3 separate regions of the Homo sapiens genome follow, and regions 2 and 3 are each linked to region 1. A link is an interaction called in ENCODE POLR2A ChIA-PET data of the cell type or tissue named here. Cell type or tissue: CD4-positive, alpha-beta T cell. All regions are shown on one strand. Links, peaks and the distances in the headings refer to the core of each region. The heading gives the core; the rest is flanking DNA.

Region 1 (5,233 bases), core at 512-4,511:
GAAGAGAAAGCATTTTGTTAAGGCATTTTAATTTTCATATTTAATGAAACAGATTGGGTAGCAGGTTCCTTTCATTTTATTTTTCTGTTCCCTGAATACCTTCTTGTACATTACACATTCTGCCGGAGCTTCCTGCAAGAACTTTTCTACATTTCACAAGTTAAGGCTGTCAAATGTTACCCACTGAATCAAATATATTTCTTGCACCAATATTCAGCTATTATTATTGTAACAGACCAATCATAAATCTCAAAGCTGGAGAGAAAGGGAACATGTACTGATGTTTCTCCATATTCTCTTGAGCACATAAAATTATATAACTCTCTAAAGCCCTCTTTTTATTGCTGCATCTAAAATGTTTTGCATGCTTTACAGGATAAATTCTTTAAAGGGGCTATTTCTCTTCAGTAAAGGAGAATTAATCAATCCACCAGAAATGTTATTTGTTTTAATTAATTAGCAGAGATGTAGAGAAAAACACCACTGGACTGAAGTGAGAAGGCAAGCTCACTCATTTCAGCTATTATTTATTAGAGCGTTTTCACTTTCATTCTCCCTGATACAAGGAGGACAAAGCATTTGCCTGTTTTTAGAACAAAACTAGAATAGTGCCTGGCACATAATAAGAGCTCAATCAATATTTGTGCATAAATGAGTAAGATAATCTAACTATTTGACTTAGTTCCTCCGGGCCTCAATTTTTTCATTTGTTAAAAAACCAAAAGGACTGATAATCTCTGTATTTCTTATCTCACATAGTTACCGTAGGAACAAATGAGATAAATGATGGCTTTGTGAAACTGACAACTTATGCACATAAATAAGGGAGCAGCATCATTAGTAATAGCAGCAGGTCTAAGCCTAACCTTGTGAACTTGGCCAAGACATTTCAATTATCTGGGCTTTTGTTTCACAACGATAAAAGGACAGGGTTGGACTAGATGATCTGTAAGTTTTCTTCTAGCTCAAACTAACTAAGATCTTTTAACCAGTCAACAAAGACTCCTTTAATACCCATGCTACGCAAAATACTCTTCTAGGAAAAAAATGCCCAGGAATAATCCAAGAGATTTCAAAGATAAATTAAAACCAATAACTTTTCTAAAATACTTTGTCCTGGTTATATTTTGAAATATAAAAGCAGGCCATTGGGGAAAAGCATAGGGAGATGTGAAAACCAGATTTCACAAGAAAAGTCATTTGGGAAAATCAAAAATTGAGTTAGCTTCTGGTATGCATCTTGTGGAGATCATTCTGACCTTCCAAACTGCTTGTGTAACAAACTTGGATTTAACATTTGGTGTTGGCTTTTACAATCTACCTAATGAGAAATATCTTTAAAAAGAGTAAGAACATGCTGACTAAAAACATTCAGAAAAGACGTCGGAGAGAAAGTGAAAGAAAGAAGGAATATAAATATACTATTGTCATTTAAACAAGCTACTAGTACTTCATGTGAATGTATAGACAACTCAAAGCAATTCTAGGCATGTGTGCATACATACATACACAAACACACACACACAGCTAAGGGAACCAACCCATCAACAAACATAAATTGTATATAAATACTAGATACTAAAGAAAATTAGACATATAAAAACACTGCTTTCTCTCAAAGGCAATTACAAGATCCTGCATGATATAAGGCCAAATATCTTTTCAACATAACATGTCCAATTTAAAATCATACCTTTACTCCTTGAATCTGCTCTTCTTCATTGGGCCTATTTTGAAAAATTTTATCTCAATCCATCATATTTTCTACACAAACCAAAAAACACAAAAGCTTTTCTTGATTCCTGCTCTCTCGCTTCCTAAGTCCAAGGAGTTATCAGGCCTTATTGTCCCAAATGACCCCCATCAAGTCCAAAAGAGGGCATGGGGAAACCTCTGGAAGGAAGAGTACATTTGTCAGGATAGATCAGGCTCTGCTTCAAGAACAAATAATTCCAGTAATAGCAGTAGCTTAGCACAACAAACATTTACTTCTTGTTCAATTACAGTCTGATATAGATTGGTTCTACTCAGTGGTTCTTCTAAGCTATGAGTCAAAGATTCAAGTTGCTTCTGCTTTTTAGCTACAAAATAAACAATCCTGTCTTCCAAATTCAACATAAAAAAGAGAAGGAGGGGTACAGAATATGTCAGAAATTTTTTAGAGCTCAAGGTTTTTTACTCACATTCCATTGGCCAAAATTCCATCACATAAAACTCAGTCCTAACCTAACCTCAAGGAGGCTGAGAAATATTGTCTTCCGGAGTATCCAGGAAGAGGAAATGATGTGGTAAAACAGGGCATTGTCTCTGCCACAAGGGCTGTTACGTAAATTAGATTATTTACTCTACCTAAAGAGATTTTTCAGGTACTAAAATCTACAAACTCTCAGGTTTATCTACCTAACTGACAAAATCCTTTCATAATTAAACTCTTTCTATAATTGTTTTGGTTTTATCCTCTAAGAAAATAAAAATTTAGAGATCTGTATCTTTATTTTCACCTACCACATTCTGGGACAGAAGATTTTTGCTCAATGTAGTACTGCGTCATCTAATAATTTACCTTTAGCTTTCCCACACATGTCCTTAATTTTAATTGAATAAAATGCTTTATTATTTATCTAAATTTTCCCACTTCCTGCACATTCCTCTGAAACTGCAGAAATACTAACAAGACCTGGTCTCAGATGGGGTGTGTGACCATGAGAAGAATTTAGAAGATTTTCAAAACACACACCAAAATTTATTGACCTATATCGAGGTTTACCAGGTTTGCCTTTCAGCTATAATTTAGATGAAATTTCCTGAGCCCTCTTAACAGTTTGGCTGTTCAGCCTTATTTAGCCAACCAACCCTCAGTCATCTTTTAGGATTAATCCTAGACATTACTTTTCTCTGGACAACTTTCCTGGCCTTCAAAGTCTGGTTGGATGTTCCATTTATGTGAATTCAAAATACACTGTATCACATATCTTTCTCATAGCACTTAACACACATTATTATAAGCATTTTTTTAAATGTCAGTATTCTTCAATGAACCACTGACCCAAAGATTCACATATTTTTTCCTTTCCAGTATGCCAGACTCTTTGTCCAGAATCTACATCTTGGAACTTACTGAGAATGAAATATATTATCATTAGATTAATTGAAACAAAGACATTTACCATAACTGCAGGTGGGGAGGATTCACTGGGGCATATTCTCAACTTCTCTTCTTCTAAAAGCAATTTTCTTGCCTTTTCTTAAAGTTTAGAAAATTCAGTGGTGGCGGTTCTAGTCATCATGTCACTTGTTTTCTTTCATCTAGCATATTAAAGCTCTAAAAATTCCCAACTCTATTTTGAGCCAGTTAAGCACTGGATTGCAAACAACACAGCCTCCCCACCCTAATTTTAAAATGCATTCCTAGCATAGTGGTCATTGCCACTGCCTCTGACAGATACTGATATTTGTTTGGGGTTTGTTCGTTTAGTATGTTTTAGTTTGGGGCACAGTTAATGATGCCCTCTCAGGTCTAATAGGTTACCACTTGTCTCCAAGACACTTGACAACTTGCTCATGGAGTGCTCTAGATGCCACTGCCATCCCCGAAACCTCCTTATCTGCTAGCATAGCCTCCACTGTGTCTGCCACGGCTGAGCCAGAGGCGCTCCGGTGGACAGACCCCATTACTGGAACCTGCGTGTATTAGTCTGTTCTCACACTGCTATTAAAGACATACCTGAGACTGGGTAATTTATAAAGGAAAGAGGTTTAATTGACTCAGTTCAGCATGGCTGGGGAGGCCTCAGGAAACTTACGACCATGGCAGAAGGGGAAGCAAACATGTCCTTCTTCACATGGCGGCAGGAGAGAGAAGTGCTGAGCAAACAGGGAAATGTTCCTTATAAACCATCAGATCTCATGAGAACTCATTCACTACCACAGGAACAGCATAGGGGTAACTGCCTCTGTGATTTCATTACCTCCCACTGAGTACCTCCCACGACATGTGGAGATTATTACAACTCCAGGTGAGATTTGGGTGGGGAAACAGAGCCAAACCATATCAATTTGCCCTTGGCCCCTGCCAAATCTCATGTCCTCACATTTCAAAACGCAATCGTGCCCCTCCAACAGTCCCCCAAAGTCTTAGGTCATTCCAGCATTAATCCAAAAGTCCAAGTCCAAAGTCTCTTCTGAGACAAGGTAAGTCCCTTCCACCTATGAGCCTGTAAAATCAAAAGTAGGTTAGTGACTTCCTAGATACAATGGGGGCATAGGCATTGGGTAAATACACCCATTCTACATGGGAGAAATTGGCCAAAACAAGGGGGTTAGAGGCCCCATGCAAGTCTGAAACTCCACAGGGCAGTCATTAAACCTTAAAGTTCCAAAATTATCTCTTTTGACTCCATGACTCACATCCACGTCACACTGATACAAAAGGTGGTCTCCCACAACATGGCCTTGGGCAGCTCTGCCCTGTGGCTTTGCAAAGCTCAACCCCCCTAACAGCTGCTTTCATGGGCTGCCACTGAGTGCCTGTGGCTTTTCCAGGCACACAGTGCAAGCTGTATGTAGACCTCCCATTCTGGGGTCTGCAGGATGGTGGCCTTCTTCTCACAGCTCCACAAGGCAGTGCCCCAGTGAGGACTCTGTGTTAGGGCTCTGACCCCACATTTTCCTTCCACACTGCTGTAGCAGAGGTTCTCCATGAGGACTCTGCCTCTGCGCAGACTTCTGCCTAGACATCCAGGCATTTCCATACATCCTCTGAAGTCTAGACAGAGGTTTCCAAACCTCAGTTCTTGACTTCTGTGTACCCACAGGACCAACACCACATGGAAGCTGCCAAGGCTTGGGGCTTGGGGTTTGCACTCGCTGAAGCAATGTCCTGAGCTGTATGTTGGCCCCTTTTAGCCACAGCTGGAGCTGAAGCAGCTGGGATGCAGAGCACCATGTTTCAAGGCTGCAGGGGTCCCTGGGCCCAGGCTACACAACCATTTTTCCTTCTTAGGCCTCCAGGCCTGTGACAGGTGGGGCTGCTGTGAAGGTCTCTGACAAGCCCTGGAGACATTTTCCCCCATTGTCTTGGTGATCAATATTTGACTCCTTGATACTTATACAACTTTCTGCAGGTGGCTTGCAATTCTCCCCAGAAAATGGGGTTTTCTTTTCTATCACATTGTTAGGCTGCAAATTTTCCAAATTTTATGCTCTGCTTCCTCTTGAATGCTCTGGCACTTAG
Region 2 (5,233 bases), core at 610-4,609, 1.1 Mb after region 1:
ATGTCTCTGCATCTCCCATGGGGTGGGTGTTTAGTAAGATTCTGTTGGATAAATACAACCTTAGGATTAATTTTAGGGGAAATAAAATGAGGTTGTCCTTCTCCTTTCTTTTCCATGTGTTTCTCTTTCTTGTCTTTTTTCAGGGAAGACTATTGATATAATGTTTTACAGTCAGAGCAGAGCTGAGTTATATGGGGCTGCTTTTATATTGCTGGGTGAGATGTTACTTTCTCCTCTTTCCCCTTTGAAGCCCATTGTAAATTTTTTTCTTCCTCTACATTGTTCTCTCCCTCTTCCTGCATAATAGTCAGTAATGTTCTCCTACATAAATAATAACCACTTACATTTACATAAGCATCGGTAACACTGGCACATTCTTTCCAAAAAGGATTTGAGATGAGCGTCTTGGAGGATTTTTCCATTTTACAATGCACTCTCAGATGCTATAGCTGTTGTTGTTAACTAATAATTTATAGTGTACTTACCATGTGCCAGGCACTAGGCAAGGGCGTCTTGTACACTATCTCATTTAGTCCTCACAGTAATCCTATGGGGGAGCTACTGACATTGTCTGCATTTTCAATGCAAAGAAACGGTGAGGGCGTGGAACTTGCACATGTTCACACAGCCAGGATGGGGCAGGAATGGGATTTGAACCCTGGCCTCTGGCTACAAAACTGAGGCTCCTAACCTCTGAATCATGTTATCCCTTTGGGTCATTACTTCAACCCAGTGAAATAGGCAGAGGGGAGGAATGAGGATGAAAGTAGAGGAACAGCGTTTTCTGAGTGTCTATCAATGTCCAGGACATTATGCTTTCCTTACAATATCTCCTTTGGCCCCTCAGACATCCCACAAGGTAGACATCAATACCGTTAGCGCAAATGAAGAGACAGAAACTGTCTTAGTTAACTTGCTAGGCACTCAGATGAGAAGGCAGGGTTTTATCCCAGGTCTATTTGGTTCTAAAGTTCATATTTTTTTTTCCGTTGTACACGTGGAGAAACCGGCCCAAGTTTACACAGCAGGTTATCAAAAACAACACCAAATCTGGTCTTTTAACCGCCCTTTGAGGGTTCTGGTGTCCTACTGGGGTCAAAATGTGCAGTGCCTGGCTACTGAGTGTCCTTCCCTATGTAACCCTGTGGGGCAGAAGGAGCACTTTAGTATGAGTTGACAAAGAGAAATGCCATTGAATTTTCATCTCATTCAGAGCAGAGAGAGAGAATAGCTTTGGGAACCAGGCTAGTTTGAAACAAGGGCTCCTGAAGCTAATTAAAAGCTAGTCTGGAGCTGTGCTTTTCATTCCTTAAGAATGTTCGACCTCATTAAATAGGAAAAAGCATGTAGAATTTTCTGATTTTTTTCTAGGTTCTGCAGGGGATGGGGATGCTGAGTAAGTGAGACACGTTTCTACAGCTTCTAGCCTGCCCAGTGCCTGCAATGACATCGCTGTTGCTGATGAAGACTTACTGTTCTCAAGTGCTTATCACACTGGGAGGATGGCAACTGGGCAAAGCAGACACAGAAGGACATCATGCTGCTGACTCGTGGCTTCAGACTCTCAGTCTCCTGTATTCCTTCCTCCTGCAATTGCAGGGGGTGCACAAAACATTTGCAGGCATGAACGCAGTGAAGCAAATAGTTGTTCTTAGGAACAATTTCCCTTGGAGTCTTTCACAGACACCTGGAGCAAACTGGTGCTCAGGGGCACAAGGTTCCAGCTAAAAGAAACAGAAAAGTTCACAGGCTTTCCATATGTCCTCTGGAAAAAAACAGAAAGCCTCAAAGATTGTTCTAATGTTTGGACTTCAAGTTCACAGGAGTCAGCTGTAACTCAGAGGCCGTGTGCTCAAGCCATGAAGATGCCTGGAATTGAGAAGACAAGAGATCAGGTTGGCAGAGTCTTATACTGGATATCTTGTAGTTTTGATTTAGGAAACCATTTATGGAGCACCCACTGGGTACCAAACACTGTGCTAGCAGATTTGAGTATATCATATCTAATCCTTCCAAAGACTCCACAAAGTAAGTGTTCTTTTCAATTTACAGGTAAGGAAACAGGAACACCAGCTACAACCCTCATCTTCATGGCTTTTGGCCCTTGCTCAGTTAGTAGAGTACAGCCTGAGGAATCTTGGTTTTGCAAGGTGTTAGAACTGAAAGGGATATTAGAGCTCATGTCTACCTTTTGAGGATAATGGTGAAAAGAGATCCAAAGCCAGAAATGTAAATTAATTTGCCCAGGGACACAGAGCAGAGCTGACACATCCACTCAGGCCTCTGGTCCTGCATGTGGACCAGTCTTTTCTTCTCCATGTAACAGCAGGAGAGCAAAGAGATTAAAATGCCATCTGGGGTGGATGGAACAAATGTCAAGGCCTGCCCTGGCTCTCTCTCTAAGCAATGATTACCACAGACATGGCGGTTTTCAAAGGGCTTCTCACTTAATCTGCTCACCATTCCTTAAAAACGAGGAAAGGGGAACCTTTGAAGTTATGGAAGATAAAGTGACTTGCCAATGTACAATGATAAAAATGTGCATCTATGTCTATAAAATATGTTAAGCTCTTTAGAAGAAAGGTGAAGGAAGAGAGCAAATTGTTTTGGCATTTTCTTATTTCCATCATCTTGTGATCTAAGTTGTCTGACACTGCTAAATCATCCTTTCAAAATAGTGACACTTGTTTCTCTCCCTCTTTGATTTTTCTCCAAACTGCTTGGGGTTCCAGAGGACAGCTCTTCTAGAAATGTCCCTGTCTTATCTCACAAGGCCTGCAGGAAGTGTATAGTCTACAATCCCAGCCATGACATAAACACCAGTCTTTCTGAACCACATGCAGCATTGCCCAGCTCTGGCATATCGGAAATGAGAAATGGCTATATGTTCTGGGGTATGACTGCAGCACTGTGTGCAGGGTGCTTACCAAGCATTAGGGCCGAAAGGGGTTGAAGACTCCTTCAAACTCTTGTTTTCTGAATCAATTTTTACCTGTTTTTCTTCTGACCCGTCCTGATAAATTTTCAGATAGCAAACCTTTTGGTATAGTGACAGTCAAAGTCATTTGCAAAGCATAGAATAAGTGGTTTAGATGCTTAGGTATATTTTTCACTTTGAATGTTCATTCTGAGCCAGTTTTGTTTATGTATTAAAATAATAAAATAAAGGATTAAAGCCATGTTTCTAAGTTGAATGAAAAATAAGATCTATGCATATTTAAGGGTGTCTCCAAGCTACCCTTAGTCATGCTCCCTACACTTCAGCCACTGGATGCCTTGCTGACTCCTGAATAAAGCATGTTAATTCCCACTTAAAATACTGCTAATAACTTCTTCAGTTTGATATCAGTGCTTTACACTCTTACCATAAAGAATTCTAAGCTGGGCATTTCCTGAATTGAGTTAAACCTATCATGTTCATGATCTCACTTATCCCTCAAAGGGACTTATAAAATAGATAGGGAAGAAATGTTTACTTCCATCTTGCAGATGAAGATACTGAGGCTCAGATGAAATGGCCACCAGCTCAGGGTCACATGATATTCTAGATAGAAGAACAATGGGTCTCCTGAATTCCAGTCTAGAATTCCTTTCTCTATATTGCTGGGATTCGTGCTTAACTCTCCCAGATTTGGATTGTATGTTTGGTCACTGATACTTCCTGTCAACATAAGTGAAAGCACCTGGTTGCTTCTTGCAGGGGTAATGACCACATAACCCCTGCATCCCTGCACTTCCCCACCTTGATTCATGCTGTTCCCTCTGCTGGGAATTCTCTCTTCTCTCCTCTGAATGGTCAACTCCTCCTAATTCAATTTTAGGCCAACTGAAATCACACCTACTCTTTGATTAATTTTCTTTTGTGTGTTGCCATAGTGCTGTGCATGCTTCTGTTACAGCACATCAGTGGGCACCAAGCTGTAGCCAGGTGTCTCTCATGAAGTCACAGAAGGGAGGGAATTCAGTGACAAGCTAGAGGAAATGCTTGTTGAGATCCAGGAACAGTCTTTGTTTTTATATTTTTATCACTTACCACAGTGCCTGGAATATAGTAGATATTTTTTGACTAAAAGTTGCTCAGGGCCTGAAAATTAGGCTGCTCCTGAAAAGAAATGAGATGGCAGACAAGGAGTTATATAATAAAAATGGAAACTAGGATCTTAGGCTTCAGGTTTCAGAGTGGATGTCTTGAGGCATTGGATAACTTCCTACAGTTCTGTGAATCATGAGATGGTTATGAACTCTTTGGAGCTGAAGGGACTCTTCGATCCTTTTTGTAAGATGGGTCTACCGGCATTTCCTGTTCTGAGAGAGCATGAGGTCCCTCAACTAATGCCTTGAGAATTGAATGTTGGTTTGCCACTTACTGTTGCCTTAGCCCCGATTTTTCCTTTAACAAAGTGTCAAAAAGAACTTTAGATGGAGAAAATGAATTGAGTGAGGGAAAAAGTCCATGAGTCCCAGAACAACCTCCAGTTTGGTAATGATTTATCCTATTCTATTGTTAATTTTGCAATTAAGCAAGAGTACTTTACATGCCTGAATGACCCATGGATTGTATCTTAATCAAATTAATGTGTCTGCAACATAAGACTGATTCAGTCTTCAACTATTAGAATGACAAATGATGCAAAAACCTCAATTTTTTTTCTCTCCTTTCTCTCTCTTCTCCCCACAAAACCCTCTATCATGAAAGGTCAACTGACTGAAAGTCTGTTGCTTTGATGGCTAACATGAGATCCTATTGGTTAAAAAGTAAGAAGGCTGGCTACCGCCCCTCACTCCACTTCAAACCAACTGTATGTGTATGTGTGACTGACTATGTTTGTAAGTTTGGATTAAAAAAATTGTGGTTAATTCTTCTTGTTGTGTACTTCCTGCCACTGACATTTGTTGCTGTTGCTGTGTAGTGAGGTTGAGGCTGGGTGGGAGAATCAGATACAAATGACCTATATATTTATTCCCCAATTTTGACTACCCCTCTCAACCACTATTCTTGGAAAACCTGGAAAGTAGAAAACGATGGCCAGGAATGCCAGCTAGAAATTGCATTGCCCTGAACCAACCCCCATGACTTTGGGTCATCTTAGTTGATAAGACATTTGAAAAAATATGACTCTGCTTAATAAAATGGCATACTGTTTTTTTAGATTATAAATCACAAGTAATGATTTTTTTTAGAAACAGGCCTTTGTGGTTTGAGTTATGGTAACTGGGATTTAAACCTCCCTAG
Region 3 (5,233 bases), core at 610-4,609, 1.0 Mb after region 1:
AATCAGTAACAGATTTAACTTATTGAAAATTAATCTGTAATGTGTTAGACTGAACAAAATAAGAATGATTTTTGTGAATTCTTTTGGTTACATTAGGGAAATCACAATAACATGCTTTCATAGTTAATTGGGTATGTCACCGAGACAACTTTAGCTCTAGTCTTTTAGATGGACCAACTCAAAAGAGGGACTTGAAAAGCTTTACATATGTGTGCTGGGCAATAAGTCACATTTTTTAGAATTTTTCATGAGAGCTTATTAAACAAATATAGCAACAGTTATTTCTAGGTTAACAGGCACTGTGTTATAATAAGTATATTGTAGGCACTGTGCTAGGTGCAGAGAATGCAGTTATGAATGAGACACGTGCTTTGCCACCAAGGGACTTAAACACGAATCAAGAAGATAGACAAGTGAGTAGGAAGTCAATTATAGGAGGATTAATGGCACTATGGGACTGTATTAGTGGGCTAGCAAGGGGATAGGGAGGTATGATGGATAGGGGATTAGAAAAAAATGGCATGTGAGCTGAGTCAAAGAGTAGATCTCTGTGTCAAGCATTCATTCATCTGTTTCTTTTTTTTTTTTTGGAGACCGAGTCTCGCTCTGTCACCCAGGCTGGAGTGCAGTGGAATGATCTCGGCTCACTGCAAGCTCCGCCTTCCGGGTTCACGCAATTCTCCTGCCTCAGCCTCCCCAGTAGCTGGGACTACAGGCGCCCGCCACTACGCCCAGCTAATTTTTTGTATTTTTAGTAGAGACGGGGTTTCACCGTGGTCTCGATCTCCTGACCTCAGGATCCGCCCGCCTCGGCCTCCCAAAGTGCTGGGATTACAGGCGTGAGCCACCGCGCCCGGCCTCATCTGTTTCTTTAGTCATTACATAATCATTCACTTTTGTTCCTTCCTTCAGCTGGCCTTTATTGGAAGCTGTAGCAGACACTCTTGGTTGATCTCATGCTCATTTCCAACCTTCTTATTCCTAATCACCTTCAAAACAAGGGTGACCATTTGACCCAATTCTAGCCAATAAGGTAAAAACCGCTGCAAGGATGAATCCTGAGTAACATTTTAATTCCCTGACATGGATACCACCGTTTTTCTTTCTTTTTTTCTGTTCACTGGATTGTATGTATGATGACTGGAGCTTCTGCAGCCAGAATACAATCATGAGGAAAAAGTGCAGAGGGTTTCCACTGAATAGAGTTGGAGCAAGTGTATTGTGCCTCTGAACTAGCACCAGCAATCATCTGTCTCTGAATATCTTATGTGAAAAAAATAAACTTCCGTTTGTTCAAGATGCTGTGGTTCACTTTTTCTGTTACCTGCAACTGAAAATATTCCTAACAAATTTGGGAGTCTGCTTTTGGCCAGGACTTTTGTTTGGTGGTCTCTTAATAAAGTTGTCTGTTGCAAACAACTTAAAAAGGACAGCCCATGACAAAGGAGCAGGTGATAATATCTCTTCAGTTACTCCTCTTCCCTTAGTGAGTGAGGCACTAAGATTTATAACTGGGAGATTGGGATGGGAGTTATTGGTGTCTGGCCCCCTGTCTCAGCACCATCGTATATTTCCTTAATGAAGTGCGAGACCAGGACTCCATAAATTCACATAGTAGCAGAAGCGGGCAGCAGCTCGTCAGCAGAGCTATTCAGAGAGCCCAGCATCACTCTTTGCGTATTAGAGAAGTTCACAGCCAGTTAAAAATAGGCTTGGAGAGAAGTCGCTTTTAGACCACAGCTCATTTTGGATTTCTCTGGAGCCCCATTCTGGGCCACAGTGTATTTCCTTTTTTCTTTCGTTCTAGTAAGAGTACTCAGGCAGTTCAGAGACAATAGATACATGGTTATCTTTAGTTCTGTTGTGCACAGAAAGCAGAACTATGAAAAAACAACAGTAACTTATTGGGCACATGGACTGTTACAGCTTTTTAATAAATGGCAACACCCACTCAGCCTTTACGAGGGGCCAGTGCTTTAAATCCTCAAAACAACCAGGTGAGAAAAATGCTATTAATAACCTCATATCCCTGATGAGGAACCTATGATTCAGAGCAAATAAGCAATGTACACTGCTATTAAGTAGCAGTATCAAAATTTGAACCCAGGTCTGTCTGATTCCATTCAGAGCCTGTAGTCTTAGCCTCCATTCATTCAAAGTCACACATGGCTTTCTGTGTCACTCAATTTTCATCCTTAGAGGAGACCTGTGAAATAGGCAGGGCAAGGAAATGATCCCAATTTACTAGGAGAAAACCTAGGACCAGAGAAGTGAAAGAATTCTTTAAGGTTGACCAGTCCATGTGCAATAGAACTGGGACTTGAATCCCATCTTCTAACTCTGAGTCCTGACTTTGCTCTGCCATGGCAGGCTGAGTGCTGGAGCAGTTCAGTTTTGAAAAAACACCCTGAAATTGTTTGAAACTGTTTTTGGTTGACTTCTGAGTTTCAACACCCAACCCTGTATCAAGAAACCAACTAACCCAGGGCTGCCCTGATTTATTTAGGGTCTTTTAGAGATCAGTTCCTGCCTAGCACCTCTGTCGAATGATATTTGGTACTTTCATTTAAAATTTCAAATATAATATTTCAAATTTAACCATCCTTCAAATTATGGCAAGAGAGTGTGAGCTGGAGGGATCAATGTCTTTATCAGGGGCACGGCCAATTTAGCTGATAAAGTGAGTATAATATCTCTTTGAACATTACAATTATCCAGTGACAAGGAAGCTGACAATTAGCTTATAAGAGTTGAGTATAGGGATTGTACGTGTGAATATTTTTTTAAACACCTGAGTTTTGGAAAATAAAAGTGGCCTGCCCACATTTTCAAGCACAGTGGTAATCAAAAGAGAGCTCTGTGGAGGTAATAATACCTTGTATTTTAAATACTGCTTGTCTTTGAAGAGCTCAAATCACTCTATAATCATTTCCTTATTATGATTCTCAAAACTTCCTGGGTCAAAAAGTTACAAAGTTTATATCTTAACAGTCTGGCCTCAGTTTCTTCTTTGGGAATTTGAGGTGGAAGACCAGGTTGCTAAGAGCTCTGTCAGTACAAACACCTTTTCCACCTTCTCCCCACCTAGCCCTCTCCCATCTCCAAGGCCCCTGCCCTGCAATCCAGCTACCCTACTTAGCCTCTTATTTTTTTCTAGATCTAACAAGTTAATCTCATTATATAGAACCATAGATTATTTTAATTCGGAGAGTTTCACACCAGTGAGCTGGAGGCTGAACAACTGGCTCGAGGTGGGAAGGGGGAGCGGCCCTTCAGTTAGAGCAGTTTCATTTTTATCTGCTTTTATACATTGGGGATCAGCATAAGATTTTATTTTTAAGAAGGATTTTGATGTTTAAAAAATTGCAATCTGGTCATTCAGTCCAGCTCCCTCATTTTACTGATAGGAAAACTGAGGCCCAGAACAAGGGAGTCACCTGTTCAAGGTCTCATCCCAGCTCCTGAGAGAACTGCCTGTCCTTGAACACTGATCCCTGGGTGCCAGTCCCGGGGGGTCTTGGCAGGCCTCTAGGTTGCTTGTCCCCAGAAGTCACTTTCACAACAAAAGTCCGAAATGTAGACTAGTAACCATGGACTCATGCCTTGGGGGCTTTAAATGCACCTGCCCACAGACTTTTCCTCCCTTTTTAGAGTTAAAGGCACTCATTTTACCTGGGAACATTTGACTAGACCATGCAGAAAGAAACGAGTAGAATTAGTATGTGCCATTTTCACCTAGTCCCAAAATGGTTCTCCACCTCAACTAGGTCATGAAGAAAAAAAGTGTAAGTACAAACATACACATATATTTATATAGCTATTGCCTTCCAGTGAGCTCAAAGCATACACACACACACACACACACACACACACACACACACACATATATGTCATTAGTTCTTCTGGGGGAAAGGAAGAGCAGTTATTGTCTGCCTCATTTTGTATGAGACTATCAAGGCAGAGAATAAATTGATCTTGACTCAAATCATGGGCTGAATTGGTGGTGTTGGTGTAGGGGTGTCTAAGCTAAGCACTTGTTGTATCATGTTCTGCTCTGCTCCAGGAGCAAAGTCTGGGAAGTTGAGGACCTGAGCTCTAGCCCTGTGTCAGGCTGCACCCGTGAGCAGGTGTTTCATTCCCTGAGTTTCAGTTTCCCCATATGGTAAATGAATAGAGGAGTGGCATTGATCATTTTTTCTCTATGGCTCCTTTCTCTGTCCTGGAAGTGACGTTTGGAGGATTGAAAGGAACAGAGCTGAGCCTGGAGCAGCCCACCTGAATGAGGTGTGTCTGCCCCTCACTTCCTTAACCCAGAATATTCCAAACTCTGGGGAGTGTGCAATGTATACCCCCATGTAATAGTTTTGTTGGGGTCCTGGGCCATACTGCAGGCCAAGAGTTGGGACAGCTCCATAAAGGGAATCCAAGTCCCAGCTGCTATGTAATCCTGGGACTGAAAATGTGGATGGGGTGTGTTTATGTCGGTGTGGGTGCATGGGGAGGGAGGAGTGTGCAGGAGCTTGTGGGTAGCGAATGGTATATTGTGGGTCCAAGCTGTAAGTCGTGGAGATGCCAGGAGTGATTCTCCCGGTGTGGAGCTTGCCTCCTGGGTCTCAAGAAGACAGGCTAGAAGCAAGATGGGTGGTCCGTTAGGGACACACGTAGCACTCTGGGAACCAGCAGTGGCTTTAAGCTATTAGTGGCCTTACTTCTTTCTCATTTTCACTAGAATGTCCGTTACCTCATTAAAAGTTATCCCTGAAATTACTCCATGGACAATACACAAATGGGCAACACACACATGAAAAGATGCTCAACTTCACTAGTCACTAGAGAAATGCAAATCAAAACCGTAATGTGGTACCACTTCCCACTCACTAGAATGACTGTAATAAAAAACAAAATAAAACAAACAACCCAGAAAATAGCAAGTGTTGGCAAGGATATGGAGAAAATAAAACCTCATATATTTCTGGTGGAGGCCAGGCACCTTGGCTCATGCCTGTAATCCCAGCACTTTGGGAGGCTGAGGCTGGTGGATCACCTGAGGTCAAGAGTTCGAGACCAGCCAGGCCAACATGGTGAAACCCCATCTCTACTAAAAAATACAAAAATTAGCTGGGCATGGTGGTGCATGCCTATAATCCCAGCTACTTGGGAGGCTGAGGCATGATAATCACTTGAACCCAGGAAACACAGGTTTCAGTGAGCTGAGATTGCACCATTGCACTCC

The links. ChIA-PET counts read pairs that join two places held together with the same protein. Peaks named below come from ENCODE experiments on the same cell type or tissue, not always from the same donor. Only the 100,000 strongest peaks of a DNase experiment are listed, where the experiment ranks them.
Region 2: POLR2A ChIA-PET joins it to region 1 with 5 read pairs; 1 of 35 experiments calls an interaction of 5 or more read pairs at or near these places.
Region 3: POLR2A ChIA-PET joins it to region 1 with 5 read pairs; 2 of 35 experiments call an interaction of 5 or more read pairs at or near these places.

Annotation. Positions count from the first base shown.
Region 1 is chr3:189,118,322-189,123,554 of GRCh38, reverse strand. It overlaps a transcript of TPRG1 not described here. Among named protein-coding and RNA genes, the nearest start is that of TPRG1, 51 kb to the left of the region's middle. In CD4-positive, alpha-beta T cell, for the core only: no CTCF peak of the experiment used is centred there; a DNase peak (open chromatin) is centred at 2,264; H3K4me3 peaks cover 1,771 bases; H3K27ac peaks cover 594 bases.
Region 2 is chr3:187,993,897-187,999,129 of GRCh38, reverse strand. LOC107986166 (a long non-coding RNA gene) reads left to right here. Exons shown (of 5, transcript XR_001741061.2): 5 at 1,372-4,857. Among named protein-coding and RNA genes, the nearest start is that of LINC01991, 20 kb to the right of the region's middle. In CD4-positive, alpha-beta T cell, for the core only: no CTCF peak of the experiment used is centred there; no DNase peak of the experiment used is centred there; H3K27ac peaks cover 493 bases.
Region 3 is chr3:188,094,506-188,099,738 of GRCh38, reverse strand. No RefSeq gene overlaps it. Among named protein-coding and RNA genes, the nearest start is that of LPP-AS2, 57 kb to the left of the region's middle. In CD4-positive, alpha-beta T cell, for the core only: no CTCF peak of the experiment used is centred there; no DNase peak of the experiment used is centred there.